Linked DNA regions of Homo sapiens: regions 1, 2, 3, 4, 5 and 7 are each linked to region 6. The links are chromatin loops, found by intact Hi-C in ENCODE. Cell type or tissue: K562. All regions are shown on one strand.

The links. A loop is a pair of places that touch in the nucleus more often than their neighbours do. Peaks named below come from ENCODE experiments on the same cell type or tissue, not always from the same donor. Only the 100,000 strongest peaks of a DNase experiment are listed, where the experiment ranks them.
Region 1: it touches region 6 in a loop (2.8-fold over the local background); 22 of 110 quality-filtered maps call a loop at or near these places.
Region 2: it touches region 6 in a loop (4-fold over the local background); 8 of 110 quality-filtered maps call a loop at or near these places.
Region 3: it touches region 6 in a loop (6-fold over the local background); 8 of 110 quality-filtered maps call a loop at or near these places.
Region 4: it touches region 6 in a loop (6-fold over the local background); 26 of 110 quality-filtered maps call a loop at or near these places.
Region 5: a loop joins it to region 6, with 11 times the contacts of the local background. A loop is called at or near these places in 64 of 110 quality-filtered maps.
Region 7: it touches region 6 in a loop (6-fold over the local background); 29 of 110 quality-filtered maps call a loop at or near these places.

Annotation. Positions count from the first base shown.
Region 1 is chr11:86,040,080-86,044,079 of GRCh38, forward strand. The region is part of intron 1 of PICALM (phosphatidylinositol binding clathrin assembly protein); the gene reads right to left. LOC124902730 (a long non-coding RNA gene) reads right to left here. Exons shown (of 2, transcript XR_007062822.1): 1 at 2,683-4,000; 2 at 2,310-2,449. Among named protein-coding and RNA genes, the nearest start is that of PICALM, 27 kb to the right of the region's middle. In K562, a CTCF peak has its summit at 1,994 (motif pointing right); a DNase peak (open chromatin) is centred at 2,022.
Region 2 is chr11:86,450,884-86,454,883 of GRCh38, forward strand. All of the region lies in intron 8 of ME3 (malic enzyme 3), which reads right to left. Among named protein-coding and RNA genes, the nearest start is that of CCDC81, 78 kb to the left of the region's middle. In K562, no CTCF peak of the experiment used is centred here; no DNase peak of the experiment used is centred here.
Region 3 is chr11:86,417,230-86,421,229 of GRCh38, forward strand. CCDC81 (coiled-coil domain containing 81) reads left to right here. Exons shown (of 15, transcript NM_001156474.2): 14 at 2,699-2,824. Among named protein-coding and RNA genes, the nearest start is that of CCDC81, 44 kb to the left of the region's middle. In K562, a CTCF peak has its summit at 1,889 (motif pointing left); no DNase peak of the experiment used is centred here; H3K27me3 peaks cover 316 bases.
Region 4 is chr11:86,816,318-86,820,317 of GRCh38, forward strand. It overlaps a transcript of PRSS23 not described here. Among named protein-coding and RNA genes, the nearest start is that of PRSS23, 18 kb to the left of the region's middle. RefSeq lists a silencer at 2,210-2,504. In K562, a CTCF peak has its summit at 2,343 (motif pointing left); a DNase peak (open chromatin) is centred at 2,334; H3K27me3 peaks cover 224 bases.
Region 5 is chr11:86,289,723-86,293,722 of GRCh38, forward strand. No RefSeq gene overlaps it. Among named protein-coding and RNA genes, the nearest start is that of HIKESHI, 11 kb to the right of the region's middle. RefSeq lists a silencer at 2,145-2,439. In K562, a CTCF peak has its summit at 2,255 (motif pointing left); a DNase peak (open chromatin) is centred at 2,259.
Region 6 is chr11:85,852,941-85,856,940 of GRCh38, forward strand. CCDC83 (coiled-coil domain containing 83) reads left to right here and starts at 2,443. Exons shown (of 11, transcript NM_001286159.2): 1 at 2,443-2,644. It also overlaps a transcript of SYTL2 not described here. In K562, a CTCF peak has its summit at 2,076 (motif pointing right); a DNase peak (open chromatin) is centred at 2,071; H3K4me3 peaks cover 1,122 bases.
Region 7 is chr11:85,593,411-85,597,410 of GRCh38, forward strand. All of the region lies in intron 3 of DLG2 (discs large MAGUK scaffold protein 2), which reads right to left. Among named protein-coding and RNA genes, the nearest start is that of DLG2, 32 kb to the right of the region's middle. In K562, a CTCF peak has its summit at 2,067 (motif pointing right); a DNase peak (open chromatin) is centred at 2,061.

The DNA.
Region 1 (4,000 bases), 190 kb after region 6:
TACATGAGGAACGAAAGAAACAAACTGTCTTAGTGTTATAAGAATGGATGGTGATAGTCTGTGAAAAAATTTCTAATGTAAATTAGAAAGATCTTACACAAAAGGAAAGATGTTATATAACTTTAAAAAAGGGGCTGTGGATGACCAAAAAAACACAAAATATCCAATATATACATGAATGTAAAATGAGTCAAATGTCATGTGGTGAGGTATGTATGAGTGGCGAAAAGAAACTACTATTTTAAAATCACAGATTACTTCTCTTTCTAATAACTTTTTAAAATTTTATTGATTTATTTTTATAGAGACGAGGTCTCCCCCTCTGTTGCCCAGGCTAGTCTGGAACTCCTGGGCTCAAGGGATCCTTCTCCTCGGCCTCCCAAAGTGCTGGGATTACTACAGATGTGAGCCACCGCACTCAGCCAGATTACTTTTTATAGTAATCTTTCATATGTATTCTAACTAGTGAGTTTCAATATTATGAGGCTGACTGCTTCATCTATATCCCTAACATTTACATATTTAAATAGGTTAAATAAATAAAACTTGAGGGGCTGTCAATGTCTCTGGGAAAATGCAGGCTTGCTTTATATTTGGGGTTACCTTACATTCAGGTACAAACAGTATAGGTGTATATATGTTTAAGTGTGTGTATATATTCCAAAATGCTTTAAGTGAGACACAGGATGAAGCCACACACTTTCAGAGCTATCCCTTTTGCTGGAAATGACCCGGATGCAATTCAAATAAACAATGGATTCACCTAAGTATATGCCAAATACTTAGATATACAAAGCTGAGAAGATGCAAAATTTCTCCCCTACTAAACTGAGGTCTTTGGGGGTAAAGATACAGCCTCACAATACATTATGGTGATTGTAATCTGTATGTATAGGATTCAGAGATGGCAAAAAGACCAGGCAATTGTTTTGGAGGGGAAAGCAAATTTTCCCTGGTTTCAATTTCATACTCTCTTAACTCATCATACAATAGTTACAGCACTTTTCACACTTCATTACAATTACTAGCTCATATATCAGTCTCTCCTATGAGAGAGCTCACTAAAGGCAGTCCATGACTTCTTCATCCTCAAATTGCCAGCACCTAGCAGGATACACCTTAAATATTTATTAAATTAATACTAGTAAATGAAATGTAACTTAGAAGACATCTGTAGAAAGCAACAATATTCTATTTAGTCTAAGCTTCAGTGCAGCAAATTTGGAAAAAAATATATTAGCAATCTAGAGAGCAGCATAATTGCTTTTTCAAGTTTATACCACCCCATATTCCTCCTCCTGCCACTATACTGATATTATGAACTACCTCAATAAAAAGCCTCTACTTCAAGAACGGAACACAGAAGAGATTTTTTAAAAGGCATTTTCCTGGCAGAGAAAGGACTGACATCCTTTTTATTTGTGGCAGAGGAAAGATGAGGAACTGAAAAGGGAATATGTAGAGAAGAAAGAATTCAGATAGAACTGGGTACACAAAGCAAACTCCTAAGATACTATATATTAATATATGTCTGAAATTTAGCCTCTTAAGTCATGGCTGAACCCAAGCCAAATTTACCGAACTGTTCAAACTTTAATTTTAAAAGTGCAAACTAAATTGTTTTAAATGAAGTCATTATGTAATTGCTCTAAAATTTTAATCAACACTGAAAACACATTTTTCAGATCAGTCTAATCTACTGTCTCTTAAAATTATCTTTCATTTGTCTCTTTACCCACTAATGTCATAAATACAAAAACTCTTAGAACAAAAGTGGAAAGTTTAAGTCATGAAAATGCTCTATAGAAAAACATATACTCTTGGAATACTCTGACTTCACTGCCACTGACTTGTATTTTCAAATGAAAGAGTTGTTCCTCCCCCCTCCTCTGATTATCAAAATGTTTTAAATTACTACGTAAGCCTTCTTAATATAAGAAAGTGTAAACCTAGAGCTTTCCGTTGGCATTCTGGTAAACTCTGCATTCCTACCACTAGATGGCAGACTGTACAGAGGAACAACAGGACCCTGGCAAGAACACAGATGCATTCAGGCTCATCTGTAAACCACATTCTTAAATCTGAGATTGTTTAGGATTCCATTCTAGTACTCTAAAGTGGTGATTTTCAAACCTAGATACCTTAGGCCCATCCTAGATTCCAAATAAGGATTACTGTAAGGGATGAGGAAAATCATATTTTGGTAAGCACCATCTCAAAGATTTATTACTTCTATGTCAATTTTAAATTTATCAGAAATACAAGACAATAAAAAGCTACTTAATGGAATAAAAACTCATCACTTAATATAAGAATTAAAAATTTTATTTAAACAATAAGAAAACAAACTGAAAGTATTACAGTGCTCCAACATGAAAAAATAACATATTCATGGTATAAATTACATTCTCTTCTTTGAAGATCTTAAATTTCACAATGACAACCCCACCTATAGGAAAGAAAACATATTAAGTATCAAGTAATTTAAGAACAAATGCCAAAATTACAAACACTTTTTTGTATTACATGCTAAGAACTTACTAACTGTTCGTTAGCCCAGTTAAATATCATCAGGACTCTCAAAAAAAAAAAAAAATCTAGTACTGGATCAGAAAAATACAGAAACCTCATTTCCTAAGCAAAATGAAAGTCAACTAACAATACATTGAGAATACTACTTACCTCCACCAATGCTGTGAACCCAAGCAGGGTCCAGAGTGGGGGCAGAAAAATTCTCCTTTCTTTCCAACAAGACAGGGAAAAAGAAACCAACAACTGAGAGGCTCTGCAAGTGCAGATCAGAGTACTATAAAGGAAAAAACATTTATGGTATAATATCTATAATTATTTATAGATAATTCTGGAGAGGTTAAAGGAATTGGGACTAAGTCTGGAGAAAAGTACGTTATTAGTTAGGAATGACCAACCGTCCTGGTTTTGCTGGAACAGTCCTGGTTCACACCTGTTGTCCAGGGTCCCATTCAGATAGCACACCCTTTCACTCTTAAAAGTGACCCAAGTTTGGATGACATATTACACATCACCTTAGTTATAAGCACACTAATAAAAGTTTACATGTAGCTAAGAAATTAATACACTACCAGTAGCAGCTATTCACAGTGCATTTGCATTTTCCTTTTATGAGTGCTATATTCTAGTTCTTAGCCTCCTTAAAACACAAACATGCTTCTATTCTGCCTACTTTGCCCTCTAACCCCTCTACCCATGACCATTTTTAACAATAATCTCTGCTTCTGTTTTTTTCACCCCGGGAAACTCATCTAATTTCTTAACCTCAAAGAAAATCTCTATGCAAATCATTCACAAATTTCTTCTCAGAAAAATCAATCTAAGGTCTTCTGGGGGAGTTAGAGACATTAGAATTTTTCACCTCTGTGTCCAAAAACATCTCACGTTTAAAAAACAAGAACATGGTCTCAACTATAACCTAAATGTCCCATTTTTGTTTTAATTAATAACACTCATTCTTAACTTTGTTAAATTCTCAGGAATCCTGTCTCTTTGTATCTTCCACAATGTGACACAGCGCCTTATACATGTGTTCATATGACAGCATAAATATTTGTGGATTTGTAAGTGAAACAAAGGCTCATTTCTCCACTCATAAGATCCAGGAGACAGAAGTAAGGGTAACAGCGAAAAAGCCTTCCCTGTAGGTAGGTTAAAGTTTTTCGTTAAGAGCCAAACCCATGTCTAAATTAAGTAGGAATCCAGAAGATTTTTCATCTCTTCTCTTAAAAATTTTTAAATTCTGCCCAGTCACAGGGAATAATGGATTGCAGTTAGACTCTCTGCCAGAGGCTCCCTCACTCAGAAAACACAAGTTCCGTTCCATGTCCCCAATGCACACAGAACAACGAGAATCTTTATATTCCACTTTCATGAAGCTTTGCAAACCTCAGTAAGAACAAACAGAAATCCCATTTATTCTAGTATTAACTGCATACTATAATACGCCAATAGTGTCTTAGGAGTTAGA
Region 2 (4,000 bases), 600 kb after region 6:
GAGTATGTCTGGAAGGGACAAGTAAGTTGTATAAGTAGGTGGCTCAGATTCATTTGAGCCACTGCTACATGACTTCTTCTCCCTGAATCCACATCTAAGGCCTCACTGGGGATTCCTTAAGAGCAGCTGACCAAGGAGAAAAAACTTGGGCTTGGTTTACAAGTTGTTGTGAATAAATGTTGGCACCAACTAGAAGTGTAAGGTGGCAGCTTCACAGCCCCAATAAAAGGTAATGGTGAAGGACAGTGGACATGACTTCAAGTGGTAAATTTAGTTGTATACTTTGGTCCAGGGGATGGTTAGCACTACATTGATTCATGAGCAGTTGCTAATGGTTTAGCTGGATGATCAGGGACTTGGAAAGAACAAAATAGCAAGACTGGTGATAAGGAGGTCTGGGGAAAAGGTAGGTGGATGGACCTCTTGGGATAGGTACAGAGTAAGAGGATATTTGTGCCCCATGTGAGAGTTTATCAAAGGACATGATGAAAACAGTCTTTCAATAATCAGGTGGACAAAATGGCATGACCTATGTATGTTAGACAGCATCTTTCTTTAGTCACCCAGGGTTTGCTTAACGGACTTATGCATAAAACAGCCATGGTGGTAAGGATGGAGGCTATGCATGGGCTTCCTCTTACCAAGCTGGCCTGATACTGTTACTGTTGAATGATTAACCTGTCAAACACAGAGAACAATGCTGAGCTCCTTATGGGCACCATTCCCTGGGGGGGACCATCCACCTGGTGGCAAGATGATTGCAATGGATTACTCCCATCATGGACAGGAAAGAAATCTGTCCTAACTGGAGCAGATATACATTCTGGATATGGATTTCTTTCCTCGTCTGTAATGCTTCTGCCAGCACCATCATCTATGGATGTTTGGAATACCTATTTGCCATCCAGATATATTACAGACAGCAAGGCTTTTAATCAAGGACTTTAATTCACAGTAAAAGATGGGCAGCAATATGCTCATGCCTATGAAATTCACTGGTCTTAACATGTACTCAACCACTCAGGAGCAGCTGGCTTAGTAGATCAGTAGAATGGCCTACTGAAGAATTACCTAAGACTTAAGTAGAAGCAACACCTTATGGAGATAATGAGCTTCTGTTTTATGGGATGCAATGTATTATGACTTAGCAAGCAAGACATTGTGTTTTTCTCTCATAGCCAAAATGTATGGGTCTAGAAATCGTGGGGTGGAAATGGGAGTGGCTCCTCTTACCATTTCACCTAATAACCCACGTACAGAATTTTTGCTTCCTGTCTCTTTAATTTTGTGCTCTACTGGATTGGAGGTCTTAGTTGCCAAGAAGGAAATACTTCCATTAGGATTTACAACATGGTTCTATTGAATTTGGAGTTGAAACAGCTCCCTGGCCAGCTGGGGCTCTTCATGCCACTAAATCAGTGGGCAAAGAAGGGGATTACTTTTCTGGCTGTTGTGATTCATCCTGATAATCAAAGGGACAGTGAGGACAGGGAGGACTATGTCTGAAGCTTAGGGGAGTCTTCTAGGGGCGTATCTTCATATTTCTATGCTCAATAGTAAATATTAATAAATATATTGCAAGTAAGGATATTCAGGACTATGGAGGATTCAGATCCTTCAGAAATGAAGGTTTGGGTCACTCTACTGGGTAAAGAATCCCAGCCACCTGAGGTCCTGTCTGAGGGCAAGAAAACATGGAATGGAAGGTTGAGGAAGAAATTTATAAAAATCATCTTTGACTTCATGACTGGTTACAGAAACAAGGAATGTAGCAGCCAGGCATATTTTTCTTCCTTGATCATAATGTGACTATATATAATGGTACACATGGGCTAATTTCTTCTCCCTTCTCCTCCCTATTATTTTATATAAGTTCTGTTGGAGGTTAATTCCACATGTTAGTCTTTAGATAACAGAGTTTTCAAATGTGACTGAATTTTATGAGCTATTAATTCTGCTTAGAGGTGGATACAGTGACTGTCTTCCAGAGATGACTAAAATGTCTGTTGGGACATTGTCTATCCCCATGTTGGAGAAAAGGTGAGAATGTCTTCATTTGTTGGAAAAATAGTTGAATGTTGTGAGGCATTTTGTTAGAGGTTTTGTTTTTGTTTTTGTTTTTGTTTTTAATTTCAGACAGAATCTCACTCGGTCGCCCAGGCTGGAGTGCAATGGTGTGATCTCGGCTCACTGCAACCTCTGCCTCCTGGATTCAGGCAATTCTCCTGGCTCAGCCTCCTGAGTAGCTGGGATTACAGGCACCCACCACCATGCCCAGCTAATTTTTTGTATTTTTAGTAGAGACAACGTTTTGGCGTGTTGGCCAGGCTGGTCTCGAACTCCTGACCTCAGGTGATCTGCCTGCCTTGACCTCCGAAAGTGCTGGGATTACAGGCGTTAGCCACCACACCTGGCCAGAGTTGTTTTTGTTGTGTGGAAGTACACATGTGCCAGACAGTGTATATGGATGCTGGGTAGCCAGAAGGATGGACTGTACCAATTATTGGGTAATTGTTTATTAGCTTCTTTACACTGCTTTGTCTGCAAACCACTTTTCAGCTTTGCCAACTTGCTCTATGCTGGGCTCTGCCAATAGTAGGTGCTAGAGGGAGACAAAGGCTAGATGAGGGGGATAATATGCTTCCCCCCCACCACCCCAGCATCATCCATCTTGTTAGGATTGCAAGGTAAAATGTAGGACACTTTGTAAAATTTGAATTTTAGATAAACAACAAGATTTTTTTAAGTATAAGTATGTCCTATGCAATATGAGCATAAATACACTAAAAATTATTTGTTTCTAACACCAAAATTTAACTGAGTGTCCTGCATTTTGGTTTTGCTAAATCTGGCAGCCCCACAGCCTTAGTTCTTCAACTCCATGGCAGCAGTTTGTTCCTGAAGCAGAAGTTGAACCCGGTTTGCAGTTTGGCTGTCACTGAGAGAACTAGTCTCATAGCTGCCACTCAGTGACACCAACGCCACTAACTGCCACCTCCTCTTTCCTTTGTTCCCTTAGCCTCAGAAGTTGTAGCAGATCCTTAGTGTTTCTTTTTTGGCTTTTGAATTCTTTAATAGACAATTAACATTTTAAAAAATATTAAGTGTTCTCTATTAAAGCAAGTGGTATAGACTCTGATACAGAGAGCTCACAATAAAGTAATCACAATCAGCAACACTCCACGATGGTGAAACCAAAACAAAACAAAGCAAAAGGAAATGAAAGTAGGACTATTTATGGCTTACTACATTTGGATAATTTAAAAAATTGTTGTCATCTATGGCTGGTGAGGAAGGAATGAAAAGTAAAATGTTCCAATATACTTTGTGTTTTAAAGTGCTACAATCTTTAGTGAGAACTGTTTCCCCATCTAGAGCAAAGGCATAAAATATTTTTGCCCTTTGACCTTATACTTCTACTTTTGAGAATCTCTATATAGAAAAGTCCAAAATGTATATACTAGGATGTTTATGACAGTGTTATTTATAATACAGAATGCCTGGAAATAACCTACACATCTAACAAAGGAGTAATGATTAAGTAAAGTAGCCAGTGTAGACACAGTAGACTGTTTTATAGCTATTAAAAATGATCATCATGAATATTATGCAGCAACATGGAAAATGCTGTGAAGCTAGTCACTAACATCAGATATTGTTCCAAGTACTTTATATGTCTTAACATGAAGACAGTTATTCATTTAATCCTCATTATTGCCATCCTCATTTTACAGATTGGGAAAATAAGGTATGGTTTGCTGAATTGTACAAGATCATATAACAGAGCCAGGATGTGAATCCAGGGAATCAAGCTCTAGGGCCTGTGTGCTTAAGCACTAACCTATGTTCCATTGAGTTGGCTGGAAGGAAGAGAACATTAAATAGTATACATTTATCACACACATAGAATCCAGAAGGAACTTACAAAATACTAATGGTTGCAGGGTGGGAGTATGAGTGAATTTTCTATATTCTCTGTTTCTAGTTTTCCAGGTGGCTT
Region 3 (4,000 bases), 560 kb after region 6:
TTGCCTCAAAAAAAAAAAAAAAGGTTAATAATCTCCCCTACTAAGTAGCCAATACATATGTGCATATTGCTTAAATAGGAAAATTTTTTAAATTTTTTTTGTAAAAAATAATTTAAAAGTAGGTTACATATTAACCTTAATTATTTATAAAAAAATTTAAACAATTTTTCCTTTTTAAGCAATATGCACATATATTTTTCCTTCTACTTTTGTAAATGAAATAGTCTATGAGATCTTATATATTACTCTGCAAACTAATCTTTCTTTAACCTAGCAATGTCATATACAACTCAGTACATATATATGAGATTCATTCTTCTTTAATAGCAGCATATTATCTATAATATAGATGTATAATAATTTAACTTTTGCATTATTGATGAACATTCACTTTGTTTCCAGATATTTTGTATTAAACATTTTTAATATATATTTTTATACTGGTTCTTTTGTTTCTATCAGATAAATTCCCAAAAGTGGGGCTGCTGTGTCCAATGTACGGTACATCTAATTTTCCTTTTTTTTTTTGTTTTTTTGAGACAGAGTCTCACTCTGTCGCCCAGGCTGGAGTGCAGTGGTGCGATCTTGGCTCACTGAAACCTCTGCCTCCTGGGTTCAAGTGATTCTCATGCCTCAGCCTCATGAGTAGCTGGGACTACAGGTGCATGCCACCACTCCTGGCTAATGTATGATACATTTGAAATATTACCAGAAACTGACAGTTACATTTCTAAGAAGGCATAGCAACTCGCTTCTCAGCAATGTTGTGAGAATGCTAGTTGTCCCCTGCACAATCTCTGCCTCATTTTCTTACTTTCTGGGCATTTAAAATTATTTTAACCTATCCTTAAAAAAATAACATAATAATGGCCAACAAGCAAATGAAAAAATGATTAACACCACAAATTATTATGAAAGTGCAAACCACAATCACAGTGAGATACCATGTCACATCCATCAGGATAGCTACTATGAAAAAAAATAACACGCGTTAGTGAGAAGTAGAAACCTTTGTGTACTGTTGGTGCAAACATAAAATGGTACAGTTGCTATGGAAAACAGTATGGTGGTTCCTCAAAAAATTAAAAATAGAACTACTGTATCATCCAGTAATTCCCCTTCTGGATATGTATTCAAAAAAATTGAAAGCTGATCTCAAAAGATATCTGTACAGCCATGTTCATAGCAGCACTTTTTGTAACAGCCAAGAAGTAGAAGCATCCCAGGTGTCCACCGACAGATGAATGGATAAACAAAATGTAGTGTGGGTATATATATACACTGTACAATGGAATTGTTATTCACTTTTAAAAAGGAAGAAAGTTCTAACACATGCTACACTGTGGATGACCCTCAAGGTCATTATGTTAAGTGAAATAAACAAGTCACAAAAAGACAAAATACTGTATGACTCCACTTATATGAGTTATCCAGAGAAGTAAAATTCATAGAAACAGAAAGTAGAATGTTGGTTGCCAAGGGCTAGAGGAGGCAGAAATGGGGAGTTGTTTAATGGGTGTAGTTTTAGTTTTGTAACGTGAAGGCGTTCTGGAGATTGGGTGCATAACATGAATGTATTTAACACTAAGTAACTGTACACTTGGAAATGGTTAAGATAGTAAATTTTGTTATGTGTTTTTTTAAACCACAAAAAAAAAATCTACGAAAAGAAAAATAACTTATGAAAAAAGTAATAGGTACTCTTCAGTCATTGAGCTCCAGTTACATGATAGGCACTGGCACTTCCTGTGTATCATTTAGTCTTTATAATAACCATACAATAGCTGTTCAATCAATGCTTGTTAGATGAAAAGGTGTGCCGTTTAAGGAAAAAGTGAGACAGTATAGAGGACATTAACTGATTTTTATTGGAGGATCCTGACACCCAGTGGTCGTTGGTACCTGTAACACAAAGCCCTTCAGAGCAGGCTACATCAACAGTTACATTTTGTGAAGCTCCTTCTAGATTTCAGTGAGAACTGACAGCAAAGGTTTCAGTTTAGCAAGAAATAGACACATAATCAGAACCAGGCTTAAGGTGATTCACAACAGTAGTGATGGAGTGTTTGGAGACCAGTGATAGAAACACAACACTGGGAATATCTCCCTTTGAAGACAGAGATTATACTGCAGTCACTTCTTCGATGACATGGCCTTCACCAAACATTCCTGTTTTATTTTCTTGCCTTCTTCACAATGTTAATGTTTTCTCTATTTTCTTTTCCCTTGCTTAGTCACTTGTGTTTATTTTCTCTTTTTGTAGACTTTCATTTGTATACCTATCTATTTTGCCTTGTAATATGTCTGCAGTGACTGGTAGGCTGAGTACTGGCAGCTGAGAGGCTGGACTAAAAGGAAAGAAACAGAGTATAGGAAATCCATTTGGGATGATTCTTCAGATAAGTTAAATTAGCCTCAAAGGAAATTAATGGTTTTACAGGTTGAAGTTGTTAACTGGAAAAAGGTTTCAATCCTATTAAATCAAACCAGGATTGAAGATAAAAGACCTTTGATCCATAAATTATTTGAGAGCTAGGAATTTCAGTATGCTTTTACAGTGTTCATGCTTTTTAGTATATTTCAGAGTAGTGAACAAAACCAGAAGGTTTTTTTTGTTTAACATAAAAGGAATGGGGCTCCCAAATTTGGTGCATGCTCTTCCAAGTATTATGGAGCCAGGCTGTTCTTTTCTCTCCAGGCACTTGGCAGACAGAACCGCTGAGCTGGAGCGAGTAAATAGAGTCAACCAATGCTTACAGGAGGACTGGGAAAGGAGTGCTGCGATGAAGAAGCAGCGAGACCTGGAGGACAAGGCTTTTGAACGGTAATGCCTGATTGGAACCCCAAAATTCTCCTGCTCCTTGTGGGACAGCAACAGGTTTCAAGTGGAACTCCACTTGATTAGCAGTGGCTGCCTAGAGAACCTTGTGGAGAAAGCAAGTCTGTATTCCATGGGAAATACTGCCGTGATTGATTAGAAATGTCTGTTACAGACATGGGATTGGAGAATGCTGAGTTGTATGCTAGGTATTTACTAACCGTGCTCTAATATTTGCCTCTGCTTAGGGTGGCTTTATTTGCTTTTTGTGGAGAGTGAAGATTCTCTTTGGAAATAACTATTTGGAAGTAGGGGGAGTGAGTTTCCAATCTGAACGTTTTCAAGGCTTAGAGAATCGTTATTTAAGAGCAGGGTCAGGGGTTGTAAGATTGGCAATTGGAAAAGTAAGATGCCTATTATGGAGCCAACCAAGAGCATCTTTCTGAAATTATTATATGCCTGCCCAATCCTCAGCTTAAATATTCACATCACTACTGTTGTATTACATCTTGAAAAAAAATTAAAATACGAATGTAAGGTATGATTTTATAGCATGTTAAAAATGTGATGAAACAGATCAAGTCTATACAATCAAGTTATTAAAACCCAAATATACCAAAATAATAGTTTAAATTGCCAATTATCAGTTTTTAATCATGGATAAAATTTGTAGAATGGATCTTGATCTGTAACTCTCCTTTTCCTTTTAGGTTTTCTTGTAAAGCATTTCTCACCTGTCTTTCTAATGAGTAGAACCCATATTTTGTGACAATGAAAGTATGAGTGATGACGTGGAAAATAGGTTCCAAAGGAGAAGTGGACTCATTTGGCTTAGAGAAAAGGAGAGGAAAGGGCAGTTGGGGATTTCAATTTTCTCAGTGATTTGGGAAGGCAGGTAAAAGTCAGTGAGATTAATGCCAGGGAGATTTTAGTTGTGTCTAGGAAGAGTGCTTGGCCAACATGGTGATAAAGGACTGAGGAGACACAGGAAATAATGTTGAGTGGCAGGCTAACAAATCTACTCCTGGTATATCGTGGAGCAGACTTCTCTGAGGACCTAGGCCAAGTGTGGACAGAGACTTGAGCACGCAGCAGTAGCAAGAAGGAATTGGTTGGCACAAAAAGAAAATAAAGCAAAAGTAAAACCAAAGTCCATATGTATGCAGTTAGCACATGATACTC
Region 4 (4,000 bases), 960 kb after region 6:
GCTCAGGGTGTTCATGCGTCTTCTCCTTTTGAGGTCACTGTAGTCATGACTCTTGCTCTACCTCCCAGAGTGATGAGGCTCAGTAACTACCCTCTCCACAAAATATCTTGGCCTCAGTACAATGGAATTGCCACTTTGTAAATTGAATGAGTTGAGTGCTTCCCCTACATTTTAATAAGTCTTTGAGTTACCGTCCTGCCTGATTATTACATTTCCTTTCTTGGATTTATTAAAACTTGCTCCACCCCCAGTTCCCTGATGGAAAATGCCATGTTTGGTAAACTAACATAGCCCCCAGCATGACTAATATCCTCTGTGGATAAGGCATTCTGGGACATAAGGACACTGTTTTTTTAAAGTGACAGGTTTTACTACTCCAGGATGATTTCCAGACCAGCTGAACACAGCGTTGGAATAGAAATGCCACCACTTTGTCTTTCTACTTTCACAGAAAAGATGTGTTGGTTGAGTATAACATAATATCAGGAAGAATTCATTCAATTCCTTCATTATATCTTTACCGATCAGCCTCTTTATGCTTTGTTTTGTTCTTCAAGCTGTTTAGTGTCCCAAATTCTCTTCACTTTGTCTGAGGTCTTGAAAATTGTAAAATCCTATGAAGATTCATCTGCAGAAAAAGTTTAACTTGAAAATCTAATTATTTATAAGACCCACTTTTGTGAAAGAATAAAACATGATCATGCTTGAGTCTAAAACTCTGGACATTTATAGTTGCGATCAGATTTATTTCCATTCTATATTTTTTCAAATGGCCTATTTTTGCTTGAAAATATGGTTTTTGAGGGGCAAGAAAGCCTTTTTTTGTGATTTTTTTTATTGCCTTCTAACTGTGGGCTTCTGTTTCCCTCATGCTTTCTATTTCATGTATAGTATATTTTGGATCATGTTTTTCCTGACTCTGGAACTTCCTATAACTTTTTATATGGTGTTCCTTTTAGATACTGTTTTAAAAACTCTTTCTTTTGAAATGTGTCAATCTGTCCAGAGAATTAAGTTAATGATGTGGCTATTTTTAAACTCTTTAGATAGCTATGGTTGAAAAGACAAAAAACAAAGTGAGCAATTCTGTGACTGCAGATAGAACTTTTCTAAATGGCTGGCTGGCATTTTTGAGACAAAACTCTATACTTTTATTGAAATACCTCTATTTCTGGCTCATGGATTGTCACCGTATTCTAGAAGTAAGACAAAGAGCCTTGTCTGGTGGACCTGAACACCAATTAGAGTTTCTTTTCAAGAGTATCACTATTCAGCTCTCCTGTTTGCCACTGGCCAGTTGACTTTTTATAGCCAGTGAAAATCCATCCAAGAATCCTGCAGTTTCTTCATGAATTTGTTCTTGTAATGAATTTACGTTGTGTTCAGGCAAGTATCAGATCATTCATTTATGAAACCAACAAGCATGTATTGAGTACCTGTAATGTGCCAGACACTTTTATGAATGATTTACATATATTAATTAATTCACTTCCCACTACAAACCTATGAAGTAGGCATTGATTTTGTATCCATGTCAGAGAGGGGCTAATTGAAGCAAGGTAACTTGCCAAAAACACACAGCTAGAAATGGGATTCATATCTTAGCAGTCTGCCTTGGGAGTTCATGCTCTTATTCTACTAATAGCAAGGTGCCATAAGACTACCGTGAGTGGAGCAACTAACCATGCCTCCAGATTGGGAGTCAGGAGCCTCAGGGAAGGCAAATTCAGAACAAGAGTTGTTTGATCCTTGATGAAGAGGCTTAATCGTTGATTTGATCCTTGTTAGCAACTGATTAGCACATACCAAATTACCTGCAGAGAAGATACACCAGAAAAAAATATGTGCACATATCTGCAAAGCTGTATTACATACCTAAAAACTTTGTATCATCAGTACAAGTATAAAACAAATCATGTGTGATTTGATTCATTTATACATGCTAACCAAATATTTTCAGATTTCCTTTATGCTGTGCCACATCATATGTATCATTAATTGAAATCTATTTTGAATGGCCAACATTCAGAAGTTTCTCGAGTGCCTGGGGTGGGAATCTAAATTTTTAAGACACACTATTGTTTCAACCATTGTTTTTCCTTATAACATGATTCTGATCAATTTGTATTTAGTAAGTGTTTCCGACCATTTAGAAAGACCTTTCCTTTCTAAATCAACACGTAACTTGAAAAAATAAATCAAAATTTTGAAATATCACCTTGTTCTGTAGATTCAGACTAAACGATCTCAGATTTCTTCATGTGTTGGAAAATGTACTTAAAAAAAATCTTTCCCCGAGGCATCTTCTTTGCCAACTGGACTGACTTTTGCTCATTCTTGGATTGCCCCCTAGTGGTTTATTTAACTTATGACTATTTCCCAGATGCTCATCGGCAACTCGTGGTTTCTTTGAATTTGTTTTTAGTTTGATCTTTTCCACACCTTCTCCCATTTGCAGAGAGGGGCTTCCAAAGACAGTGTCTTTGAATGAGGGTGAGCAACGTGCAAAGTGGCACAAACGCTTAGTGTTAATCAATACATGCCATTAATGATGGTGGTGAAATCCTTCTTTCAAGTTTGTTCTCTTTTTTTCTTTGTGCTGTTTTTAACTTTGCCAACTCCTTACTTTCTTCCCTCTGTTAACATCCTACTGGAGTGGTGCCAGGTAATCTGGTGGCACAGGATGACTTACAGGCAATGCTGTGTCTTGAAAATGCCAATTAGGAATGCTGAATGCTGCTGGGCGGGAGTCCCATGCTCTCACCCATATAACAAGTCAGCACTCCATAGGCCTCAGTCAGACCCAGACTTCTTGGCTCCTTTTGGGTAGCTAAGGCTATGACTCGCTGGCCTAGACACTTAAGCATCATCCAAATAGCGAGAAAAACCTTTGAGTTTCTGTAGAAAGCCAGCGAGAGACCCAGACAGCATCACAGACCTGACACTCTGCAGAACTCTGGGTCCAGGCCATCTGCACCAATTAGACCAGAACCAAGAAACGCAGTGCAAGATGCATTATTAATTCAAAACTTTTTTCAATAAGAAAAAAGCCAATTATTGGCTCCATTTTTTTTTAGAGAGAGAACACCTACACTGCTATATATAATTTATTAACTTAGTTTAGTCTCTCAATATTTAGCAAGTTTGTTTAAAAATTACCATTCCCATTGGTTTATAGTGACATGAATATAAACCCATAATTTCAAAGTCAGCATTCCTTTCACTGTGAACATAAGGCTTCTTAAGAGATAGTGGGGGTTGGGGAACAGTAATGACTGTGGCTGGTGGGCACTGTTCAAAGCCAAAAAGACTGGCAGGTTTGGAAAGGCATACACTGTGTATAGACACTCTCTCAGTATACTACTGTTCCCCACACTTTTGCTGTACATTCTTGTCTCAAAATATGGTATAAATTATTCCCTTAAATTTGAAAAAACAATTAAGATGAATACATTTTCATCTTCATTTCACAATAACTCTTTTAAATATAAAAAGTTCCTCATGTTTGTTAAATCTGTTCAAAAGTTGCATTTAAGTACTTTCTTCACAACATGTACAATGTTTTCATCCTTAGTGCCTCATTACAATCAGTTTGGCAATAAGACCTCCAGTGCTTTATCAAAAATGGCATTCAATAGATTATAAGATTGATAAATCTGCATTTGAATCAGTCTTACCACAATGAATTATAACAAAGTCCAAAAAATGTATAACTATTCATCAACACCCTTGGAACCTATGAATTATTGCAAATAATCTCCCACGTGCATGTAATTCAAACATAAACTTTGTGGGGAGGGGGTGTAAAATAAATACTACAGTATTTCTTCAATTTTATTTAATGCTGCCTAGCTGGTTAAATGAAAGATTAATTACTAACAGGAAGAGTCAAAATTTTAAGGACTGTTTTCTAAGAAGGACAATTTTGCAAAACAAAGATAAGCAAGAGCCTATGCAAATACATTTTCTTGTAGTATAATGTAATTGCTAATATGAGGTA
Region 5 (4,000 bases), 440 kb after region 6:
TAACACACTATATGACTCATAATAGACATTCAAAGAAATGTCAAATGAATGAAAAAATCAGCTAAACAATCTTTGCTTAAGTGAATTTCTGATGATTTTCAGGCTATATAGAAGAGAGTATAGGGGAGGTGAAGGCATGCTGGAACACCACTAGGTCTAGTCCCTTATGTAAAACTGTCCTGGGAAAAGAAGGGGAAGATTTGTGCCCCATTTGCCCCAGTATTCTTAGCCCCAATACACACACAGCCTCTTATGTTTTCTTCAGCAGTGTTTTTCAAATGTTAGCATGCATTGGGATCATCTGGAGGGCTTGATAAATCAGATTGCTGTGCAACATCCTAGAATTTCTGGTGCAGTAGGTTTGGCGTGGGGCCAGACAATTTGCATTTTTAGTAAGTTCCTAGGTCTGTTGATGCTGCTGGCCCAGGGTCCACACTTTCCAGGGTTCACACTTGGAGAATTACTGTATTTTCTTTCTTTTCTTTTCTTTTTTTTTTTTTTTGAGATGGAGTCTCACTCTGTTGCCCAGGCTGGAGTGCAATGGTACGATCTTGGTTCACTGAAACCTCTGCCTCCCAGGTTCAAGCGATTCTCCTGCCTCCGCCTCCCAAACAGCTGGGATTACAGGCGCCTGCCACCATGCTCAGCTAATTTTTGTTTTTAGTAGAGACAGGGTTTCACCTTGTTGGCCAGGCTGGTCTCGAACTCCTGACCTCAGGTGATCCACCCACCTCAGCCTCCCAGAGTGCTGGGATTATAGGCATGAGCTACCGTGGCTGGCCTGTATTTTCAATAGTAGTAGCTACACTATTAGTTGAGTACTGACCAGCTTATTCTTTACCATGCACTGTGGTAAATTCTTTATATATGTTATTTCATTTCCATTCAACAACCCCATGAAGGAGAAATTGTCATCTCAATTTTACAGATGAGGAATCTGAGGAATAGAGTTGTTAAAAAACTTGCCTAGTATCTTATGTACAGGGTTGAAATTTGAAGTAAATTCTGTCTGATTCATAGTAAGTGTACAACAAATACGTAATTGTTGAAAACGAATGCATAAAGTATCTAGGCAAACCTAAAACTTGTGAACCAAGTAGGTACCTGTTCACATATACAGACTGAGCGTGCAGAAATCCTGTATTAGACTGATGGGTATTTACTTCACTCCAACTCAAGACTTCTGAATTAGCAAGGCAACTTTATGTATGAGACTATATTGCCATTGTTTCTCAAATTGTGGCTCCTGAACCAGCAGCATGAACATCACCTGAAAACTTGTCTAAGACTACCAGATTTAGGGATTTAGGGATGCCAGATTAAATTTGAATTTCAGATAAACGATGAATAATGAAATCTTTGAGACATACATATACTAAAAATTATTCATCGTTTATCTGAAATTCAAGAATCTGATATATGGGAATTCTATATTTTATTTGGCAAGACTATTAGAAATTGAAATTCTCCAGCCCTAGCCCAGACTTAATGAATTAGAAACTCAAGTGAGTCCCAGCCATCAGTGTTTCAATAGGCCCTACAAGTGATTCTGATGCACCCTCAAGTTTGAAAACCAATGACCTAGGCAATGCCTTGTTCACCTAAAGCAGTGGTTAGCCGAACCTGGCCAGCTGTCTGTTTTTGTCAATAATTTTTGTTTTGAAACACAGTTACACCCACACCCATTCTTTTGCTTATGCTTTTATTTACTTACTTATTAAGTTACCTGCCCTCTTGAAGCTTATATGGTCTAGCTGTGGACAGTTGTGTTAATTATATCTTCAGGTGTAAGTAACAATAAAACAAACTAAAATTGGCTTAAGTAATAAAGGAATACAAGATCTTGCATAGCCAGAAGTACAAAGGCTGCAGGGATGCTTGGCTCAGCAGTTCTTGTGTTACAAGGGCATGACAGGACAAAGACCTTATGGCCCTAGAATGTTTGCTATCTGACCTTTTACAGATAATGTTTGCTTAACCCTGACCTAAGAGAGCATCCTCTGATCATAGAAGCATATTCTCAGCCCTCTCTAACAGGTGCTGGAAGCTGGGATAGGACAGACACTGAGTTTCCGAAAATTGAAAAGTCCCTTCTGAGCTTTCTTGCATTGCTGTGTTCCTTGGCTCCAAGAGGGGTTCGGGGGAAGATGAAGGGCAATGCAGCAAAGGAGGGGCTGAGGAGCAAAAAAAAAAAAAACAAAAAAAAAACAAAAAAAACCAAAAACTTCCCAGAGCCCAGAATACCTGGTTATGGGCACCCCCTGCTGGAGAGTTGGCAAAATTCTGTGACATTGGTCAATTTAGTCACCAAATGTGTAGAGGTTGACTGTATGCCAGATTGTGGAAAGCAAAGGTAAAGTTCTCTTGAAGAACTGACTCACAGTCAAGAGTAGTCAGGCTCCCTAATTAGATCTTTATGCTGTCTAGTCAAGTGTCAGTTGCAGTCGTACTTAACAAATGATGATTGATATAATATGCTTATAGTCACTCAGTAAATAACTATTACATGTTTGCTAGGGGATAGGTGCTGGACTACACACTGGAGACAGAGTAGTAAACAAAATAGACACATTCCTTGCCCTCTTGGAGCTTATATTCTAGTGGATGTTGTGTTAATTATAACATCAGTTGTAAGTAACAACAAAGCTAACTAAAACTGGCTTAAGCAATAAGGAATATATTATCTCACATAACTGTAAGTACAAAGGTAGGATAGGCTTTAGGGCTAGTTGATTCAACAGCACAAGACATCAATAAAGACAAGTTATTTTCATCTCATTCTCTGCCTTTCTGATTGTACTGGCATTTTCCTCAGGTTGTTCCTTTATTATTATTATTTTTTCTTTTTTTTGAGATGTCTCACTCTGTCTCCCAGGCTGGAGTACAGTGATGTGATTTCAGCTCACTGCAACCTCTGTCTCCTGGCCCCAGGTCAGGGCCTCCGCCTCCTGGGCCCAGGCCCTCCCACCTCAGCCTTCTGAGTAGCTGAGACTACAGGCATGTGCCAACCACCCAGGTAATTTTTGGTTTTTTTTTTTTTTTTTTTTGCCATGTTGCCTAGGCTGGTCTTGAACTCCTGGGCTCCAGTGATTGAGCCTCGGCCTCCCAAAGTGCTGGGATTACAGGCGTGAGCCACCTCACAGGCCTCAGGTTGTTCCTTTTGAAGTTTCAAAATGGTTGCTACAACTCCAAGTATCACCTTCAGATATGTCAAAGTACAGAGACAGAAAGTGATCATCTCTTTGTATGGCTTTTTCTATTTTGTTTTAAGAGACAGGGTCTCACTTGCTGCCCAGGCTGGAGTGCAGTGGCACAGTCATAACTCACTGCAGCGGCACAGTCATAACTCACTGCAGCGGCACAGTCATAACTCACTGCAGCGGCACAGTCATAACTCACTGTAGCCTTGAACTCCTAGGATCAAGAGATCCTCTAACTTCAGCCTCCCAAATTTCTAGGATTACAGGCGTGAGCCACTATGCCTGGCTGTGTAACTTTTTTTTTTTTTTTTTTTTTTTTTGAGACAGGGTCTCACTCAGTCACTCAGGCTGCAGTGCAGTGGCACAATCACAGCTCACTGCAGCCTCAACCTCCTGGGCTCAAGCGATCTTCCTGCCTTAGCTTCCTGAGTAGCTGAGACTACAGGCCTGTGCCACAACACTTGACTAATTTTTTACTGTGGCCTTCTTACAATGAAGACACTTTTCTCAGAAGCTCCCAGAACACTTCCTTTCAGGTTATGGGGCTGATCCTAAACCAATCACCGCAAAGAGAAGAGTAAATTGTTGATTAAAATAGGGGCTTCCCCTGGGGCTTCTGAGTCACAGAGAGGAGAGATGGATGCCAGGACAAAATTGGGGTTCTGTTAACAAGGAAGAAGGGAAGAAGTGGATGTTAAATAGACATCTACCAGCATTTGCTATAGGAAAGGGAAACTAATACATAAAAATTATTTTCATGGGCCGAGCCCAGTGGCTAACACCTGTAATCCCAGCACTTT
Region 6 (4,000 bases):
CCGGCCGCCCCGTCTGAGAAGTGAGGAGCCCCTCCGCCCAGCAGCCGCCCCGTCTGAGAAGTGAGGAGCCCCTGCGCCCGGCAGCCACCCTGTCTGGGAAGTGAGGAGCGCCTCCGCCCGGCCGCCTCCCCGTCCGGGAGGTCGGGGGCGCCTCTGCCCGGCCGCCCCTTCTGGGAAGCGAGGAGCCCCTCTGCCCGGCCGCCACCCCGTCTGGGAGGCGTACCCAACAGCTCATTGAGAACAGGCCATGATGACAATGGCGGTTTTGTGGAATAGAAAAGGGGGAAATGTGGGGAAAAGATAGAGAAATCAGATTGTTGCCGTGTCTTGAGTAGAAAAAAGTAGACATAGGAGACTCCATTTTGTTCTGTACTAGGAAAGATTCTTCTGCCTTGGGATGCTGTTGATCTATGACCTTGCCCCCAACCCGGTGCTCTCTGAAACATGTGCTGTGTCCACTCAGGGTTAAATGGATTAAGGGCGGTGCAAGATGGGCTTTGTTAAACAGATGCTTGAAGGCAGCATGCTCCTTAAGAGTCATCACCACTCCCTAATCTCAAGTACCCAGGGACACAAACACTGCGGAAGGCCACAGGGTCCTCTGCCTAGGAAAACCAGAGACCTTTGTTCACTTGTTTATCTGCTGACCTTCCCTCCACTATTGTCCTATGACCCTGCCAAATCCCCCTCTGCGAGAAACACCCAAGAATGATCAATAAAAAAAAAAAAAAAAAAGAAGAAAAGAAAAGGGCCCCAAAGTGACGTCAGCCCCATCTCAAATTCAAACCCCATAGTAAACGAACAAGATAGACCTTAACTACTGACTAATTCTCCAAAGCAAAAAGTCAGGAAAATAAAAAAATCTCGTTAAGCTGTAAAAAATAAAAATAAAAATAAAAATACATATCCAGGTACATACTCTTTCTTTCTTTGAGACAGAGGCTCGCTCTGTCACCCGTGCAGTGGCAGTCTCGGCTCACTGAGATCTCAGCCTTCCAGGCTCAAGCAATTCTTCGGCCTCCACCTCCGAAGTAGCTGGGACTACAGGCACTCACCACTATGCCTGGCTAATTTTTCGTAGAGATGGGGTTTCGCCATGTTGCCTACGCTGGTCTCAAACTCCTTACCGCAAGCAATCTGTCCACCTCGGCCTCCCAAACTGCTGAGATTACAGGCGTGAGGGATTGTAGGCGTGAGGGATTACAAGCATGAGCCACCGCGCCCTGCTATATTACTTATTTCTTAAACACCTGCAATTCATTAAAATACACCATGTATAAATTATAAATCATAATATTATCAAGAACTGTTATTTCTAAGTGCTGAATAAATGAATATTTCCACTCATTAAAAAAAAAAAAAGTTGTCCGTTCAAAGCCAGTGTCAAGTACCAAAAAAAGAAAATTATCTTGCGGCAGATAATGAGAAATAATGCAGGAGAGGAAAGAGGAACTTTAAAGGCTGTACGTGTAGGATTTTCTTTTTCTCTCTCGGAGGAAAGAACAGCAAAAAGCGAAGAGTGGGAAATGCTGGACTTAAATTCCTTTCTTTAGGTTTACGAACAAAAAAGGAAAGCGAGAAGAAAAACAGAATCAAGGACTTATACAGCAGGAAGTTGCCCTGTAAGCATTTAGTCCAGGGACCTGCCATTCTTATTAAGAGCTAAAACCAAAGAATTAGTGCACGAAAGTAGAAAGAAGACAAGCCGCCATTGTGGAAGGAGCGCAGCGGGACAGAGGCGCGCAGAAGCCTCACCAGACAACCAGGCCCCGTCCCCGTCCCCCGAACTGTGCGGAAAGCGCCACCGAGTCCAGGCGTCTCATTTTACAGCGGAAGACACAAACTCTGAGATCCAAATGACCTGCTCACGGTCACAGCACGAAGCCCGTGGGCCCTGTGTCTACAGTCACCAACTTCCAGGCTTGCGACTAAAGGGAGCCAACGAGCGCGTGAGCGTTTGAGACCAGCTGGCTGAGGGACGCCGAAAATCCCGCGCGGAGGAAGGCGGGAGAGCGCTACCGCTGCTACCAAGGCGGCGGCGCGGGCGCTCGGCCGGGACCCTTCCCTGCGTCGCCACCAGATGGCGCGCTCGGCCCGCCGTTCGCGGCTAAGCTAGGGCGGGTGGGGAGGGAGTAGGGAGGAGGACGTCGGTTGCCTTGGAAATGCAGGGCGCAGCAGCCGCTGCAGTGGAGCCGGTAGGCCTGGCCGGCGGGCTGAAAGGAAGTGCGAGCTGTCCGCCCAGGGCCGGGTATCCGCCCCTGCAGGCTGTGGAGGGGATGTCAGGAGACTGGCTGGCCTCTTTTCTTGGCCCCCGACTCCTTCCAGTCTGACACTGAAGACTTTATAAGCTTCCCCCCGACCACCCTCCACGGGCTCCACTCTCCACGGGCCTGGGCTTGCGCCGCTTCGAGATCAGCCTGGGGGTCGCGCCCTCCTGGTCTTGTCCACGAAGCGCCGTTCTTGGGCCGTTAGGAGCTGCTGGGAAGGGCTCTGATAGGCCCACTCCTCTTCTCCACCCAGGAGATGAGAAGGAGGGCAGGCCTTTTTAATCTGATCAGAATGTTAACCCATCTCTCCGCCTTGCGGTAGAACCCCTGGATACATTATTTGCCCTCTCGAAAGGCAGGCTCTGAATTTGATTCAGGTTTGTAACCTTCACGGTGCCCTCACACAGCCCCTAGCACACAGCAGACGCAGAGCAGACTAAGAATGCCTTCCATTCTTATGAGGCTTTATCACTTGACAGTTTTCCCAAAGCGTTTGGAGCCTCATAGCCCGGACAGCAACTAGGACAGATGGAGGAGGAAACAGGTCAGAGGTTCAGAGACTTGGCCTAGGTTATACAACTCTGTGCAGGAGCTGGGACTAAGCTCGGTCTTGCTTCTCTTAGTGCCTCTCTCACCAAATTCTGAGTCTAGTGAATGCTTTCTGAGGACCTCACATACTCTTGCATCCTTCTCAATACCAGCGCAATGCTCTTCCGCTGTAGGTACTTCATATGTGCTAAGTGTGTTATTGATGTCTTTTACCCTCATATCCCAATTCATAGATTGGTTTCAACTTCTTGCTCTGGATACTACAACATTCTTCTAAAGAAAACACTTGGTTTCTTTTATGAATTTGTCACATTTGTACAGTGCCATGTTGTTGCCTCACTCCCTTCCTTATCCCATAATTTTCTGCTGGGCAAGAGAGAGAGTTGAGGAAGTGATTAAGAGATGGGAAAAAGTGCCCTATCTAAGCCAAAAAAAAAAAAAAAAAAAGGAAAAGAAAGATTCCTGTGATGACAGAGGGGAAAAATAATGACTGGGTATTTATCAGTCTATGTGATAATTGCTCATGGATTGCCTTACAGCCACCTCCAGAAGATCCTCTTTAGACTCACTACTGCTATTTGAAGGTAGAAAGAAGCCTTTTTGTTCTCTACCATTATTATTGCATATTTTTCCCTTATCCTCATAATAATATTTTCATAGTTATTTTTCTTTTCTTTGTTGATAATTCTAAAACTGAAGGACAGTAAGAGTGGGAAAAAAATGTAGTTCTGGTTACTAGAGAAGTTAGTGTAATATACTGCAGTTCAAACTATTTGATATTAGCAACTCTGGATCAGAAGACGGACTAATTTTAAAGCTAAGACTCCAATATCTTTGGGTACTGCAGTAGAAAAATGTGCCATGACTAAAGGATTGGTGAAGAAAATACATGCTAATGTAATGTACATCATCAGTCGTCCAAGTGAAACTTGAAAATGTCACTCATCTAGATATTTTTAAATACCTTGATTTTAATATATGATTTTAACATATTTCCAAACCGGGCAAATTTTACATTTTAACACTAACAATTTTGGTCCCTATCATATATACATAATCAATATGAAAAGCGGTCTCAATTTTTAAAATTAATGTTTTAGGTGGTACTATTACCACTGAATGGCTTTAAATTAATTCAGGATTTTTAAAAACATTTACTGGAGACCATTTCTAATTAAGTTAAA
Region 7 (4,000 bases), 260 kb before region 6:
GTCAGTAGGTCTAGGGTGAGAACCAAGAATTTGCAATTCTAACCAAGTTCACAGGTGACTAGTGCTGAGGTCCAAGAACCACATCTTGAGAATCTCTCTTTTTGAAGATTACAGCCAGGTTGTTTCACCATTAATCTTTAAATGGGTTAACAAAAAAAGATATAAATAAACTAAAAGAATAATAAATACAGCCAAGTTGCTCCAAATTCACACAACTGTAGGGGCCTTCACACCCACTATTTAAATAATCCTTCACTTCCTTATGATCAGATGGCAAAAAATACACATTATGATTAATAATTAAGACCAAAATAGCCGTGATATATTCAAAGAGATGTTATTTTGAAATAAAATTACTACATTCGAATTACTATTAGGAAAATATGTAGGGTTTTTTTTACTCAAACTAAAACTCTTATACATATTTATTTTATAGACCTTACCATCATTATAATTGAATAATAATTAATTGTGTGTTTAATGTCTCTTTTCCCCTACTTGTCCATAAGGGTATTGACTGTCCTCTATAGCTTACTGTTGTATCCCTATTGCATAGCACAATGTCCAACACATAACTGGTATTTTTAAAAGAAGTGTTGATAAATGAATAAAAATTTATTAAAAGTCTATTATAATTATTAAAGGTCCACATTATGGGGATATAAAAAGGGGCAGAAGTATATTCGATTTACCATAAGGCAATGTGATAAATGCTTTTTAGTAATATGAAAAAAATGCTATGAGATACAATGAAAGGGCTAGTTAAAGCTGCCAGCAAGTAGGAATGTGTTAGAAGGCTTCAACAAAGAGATGATAAATCCCAATATGTAATACATCTGCTGTATCACCCCTATTGCTAGTAATCTCCAAAATCCACAAGGTTCTCTGTTAAGATTTATGGAAATGAAATGTACTCTATTCTAACACAAAGTCTAACATGTAAGGTTTAACTGCCTCCATTAAACAAGATAAGCCCTTTTCTAAGATTTTGCCACTGGTAGAGTTTTTTTAAAGTATCATTTACCGCTTGTTCTCCTCTAATTTCCCTCTAATTCCTCTCCAAAAAATTCCCCCTCACACACTGGGAAGAAATATAAGGCAATAAGTTAGATAAACAAGACTAATATGATTTTAGAAGGGGTTGAAATCTGTGAAATATATCTATAGTTATTTCCATACTTTATAAGTAATGACTAAAGAATAACACATAATTTTCAATAAGTTACAAAAAACATTTGTGTTACATATCTAAAATTTAACTAACCCATAATATTATTTATTTAAAGTCTTCAAAAACAATTATGGTGGTAATATAGTTGTTTAAAAATTAAAAGTCAATTTAGAAGTACAAAAATAATTTTTAAAAATGATTCAAGGCCGGGCACGGTGGTGCATGCCTGTAATCCCAGCACTTTCGGAAGCCAAGGCCAGCAGATCACAAGGTCAGGAGTTCGAGACCAGTCTGACCAACATGGTTAAAGCCCGTCTCTACCAAAAATAAAAAAATTAGCCAGGAGTGGTGGTGCATGCCTGTAATCCCAGCTACTCGGGAGGCTGAGGCAGGAGAATCGCTTGAACCAGGAGGCAGAAGTTGCAGTGAGCCGATATCGCACCACTGCACTCCAGCCTGGGCAACAGAGTGAGACTCTGTCTCAAAAAAAAAAAAAAAAAAAAAAGATAAATCTTGCTTCTTTATCACCTAACTGAAGAACTGAAGAATAAATAACCTAATAAAAGTGCCTTGAAAATCTTAATGTTTTATATATTCTAAATAAAAGAGATTTACATATTCTAAATTAATTTGTAAAATATCACAGAATTCCAATTCCATCTAAATGTGCAGCTTCTAGTATATTGCCATTTTAGGTTTGTTTTGTTTTGGAATATTAATGAACACTGATTATTATTATTTTATTTAGCTATTCTAAACAAAGAGACATAAATTAATCATAAAATATTATGGAATTCCAATTCTCTTATATTCAAATTCTGGAAAGTGTTGATGCTGTAATCATCTTAAAACTTTATTCATTTGGATAAATGTTTCCTTAGTATTACCACAAGATGTCACCCTAAGCCTAGCATCTAAATGTGCAGCATCTAGCATATTGCTGTTTCAGGGTTTTTTTTATTTTTTGCATTTGGTTTGGGCACACTAATGAACACCAATTGCTGTCTTTCAAAAAATTAAAGTGACTTTTTCTACTCTCAGTTATTGGCAAATAAAAAATCAAAATAAATAATACAGGGACTCTAGAAGAAAGGAGGAAGAAAGTTAATCAAACAGTTCATTCTCCATGCTTATCAGGTATCTTGTTACTTACCATAAAAGCAATGTATTTAACCATTGAATTTTATATGATTTTACTTTATTTTCAAAAATATTAAAAATTAATAAATGTTACTTTTATAATCAAAGTTATGTTACAAAATACCAGTCACAGTTATGTACACAGAATTCCTCAAAGAAGATACCATTTAAAACATGCTAGTATTTTTTTAAGCATATGATGAAGGACCACAAAAGGAAGACATTATTCATTTTATGGTGATGCTTTTCAGCTGGGGGCAGTGGCTCAAGCCTATAATCCAAATACTTTGGGAGGTTGAGGTGGGAGGATCACTTGAGCCCAGGAGTTCAAGACCAGCCTGGGAAACATAGCGAGACCCCATCGCTACTAAGAATTGAAAAATAAGGGTCAGGTGCAGTGATTGACGCATGTAATCCCAGCACTTTGGGAGGCTGAGGTGGGTGGATCATGAGGTCAGGAAATCAAGACCATCTTGGTCAACATGGTGAAATCCCATCTCTACAAAAAATACAAAAAATTAGCCAGGTGTGGCAGCACGCACCTGTAATCCCAGCTACTCAGGAGGCTGAGGAAGGAGAACTGCTTGAACCGGGAGGCAGAGGCTGCAGTGAGCCCAGATTGTGCCACTGCACTCCAGCCTGAGCGACAGAGCGAGACTCCATCTCAAAAATAAATAAAACAAAATAAAATAGAGTGATGATTTTCATCTGTAGAGAGAGGGACTGGCTTCCTTGTCACATGTAAATATTACAGCATGTTCTGCAGTAATGGTATTTTATTATCCATTTGTGTTTTCTACATTATGATTCTCTTCTATTTCTACAGCTAATGAGAGTCGTGCGAGGTACTATTTCAATGTGTTGGCTATGTATTGGCCAGAATAATGGGTGAAACCACTATCTTGCACTACTTGTAACAGGAAAAAAAAGGGTAGGATGGGGTGGGGGAGTTGGTTCAAACAGAATGCAAATTATAGACCATAACAATGCGCTATATTTCAATGGCTCCCTACCTATCCTTTACAAAGATATAAATCTTCTCTAGGATGCACAAGTCTACATGGCTTTTCTTCTTTTGTGTCCTTAAAGAAAATGCACAGTAAGACCGCCCAAACATTCAATAATAATAGATTACTAATCAGTACATAGGTGCCCACATTGAATTCAAAAGAAAATTATGTTTTGTTGTATAATGTTGCTCTCTTGTTTGCACTCTGGTTTATCCTAAAATGACTTTTAACGACCAGCTGAAGTAAATCTATCCATTCAAAGCTGGGCACTGGGATTACTTACATAACAGCTTTTTACAGATTATTGTTGCCTCTAATTTTACTAGAGAAATTCAAACTACATTATTGGCGTTAAGCCAAGATATTTATCATTCACTTAAAATAATGGCAAAATACAATTGTCACTCATTTGTCTTTGTATTCCCTGGGTAATGGTGTTACATTATCAAATGATTATATTATTAAAAATATAGTAGAGTTATCTAAATTATCCAACAATACCCTTTCTAAATCAAGTTCTCAAAAATGCAAATTCTCAAAAGACTTAGCCAGTCTTAAGTAAACACATCATACAAGTCTGTTAAGATACATTGCCATTTAGTTAATGACCTTTACTAATTATCAACTATTAATAAATATTAATTTTATCAAAAATTTGATGTTTAAAAATGTTCTCAAA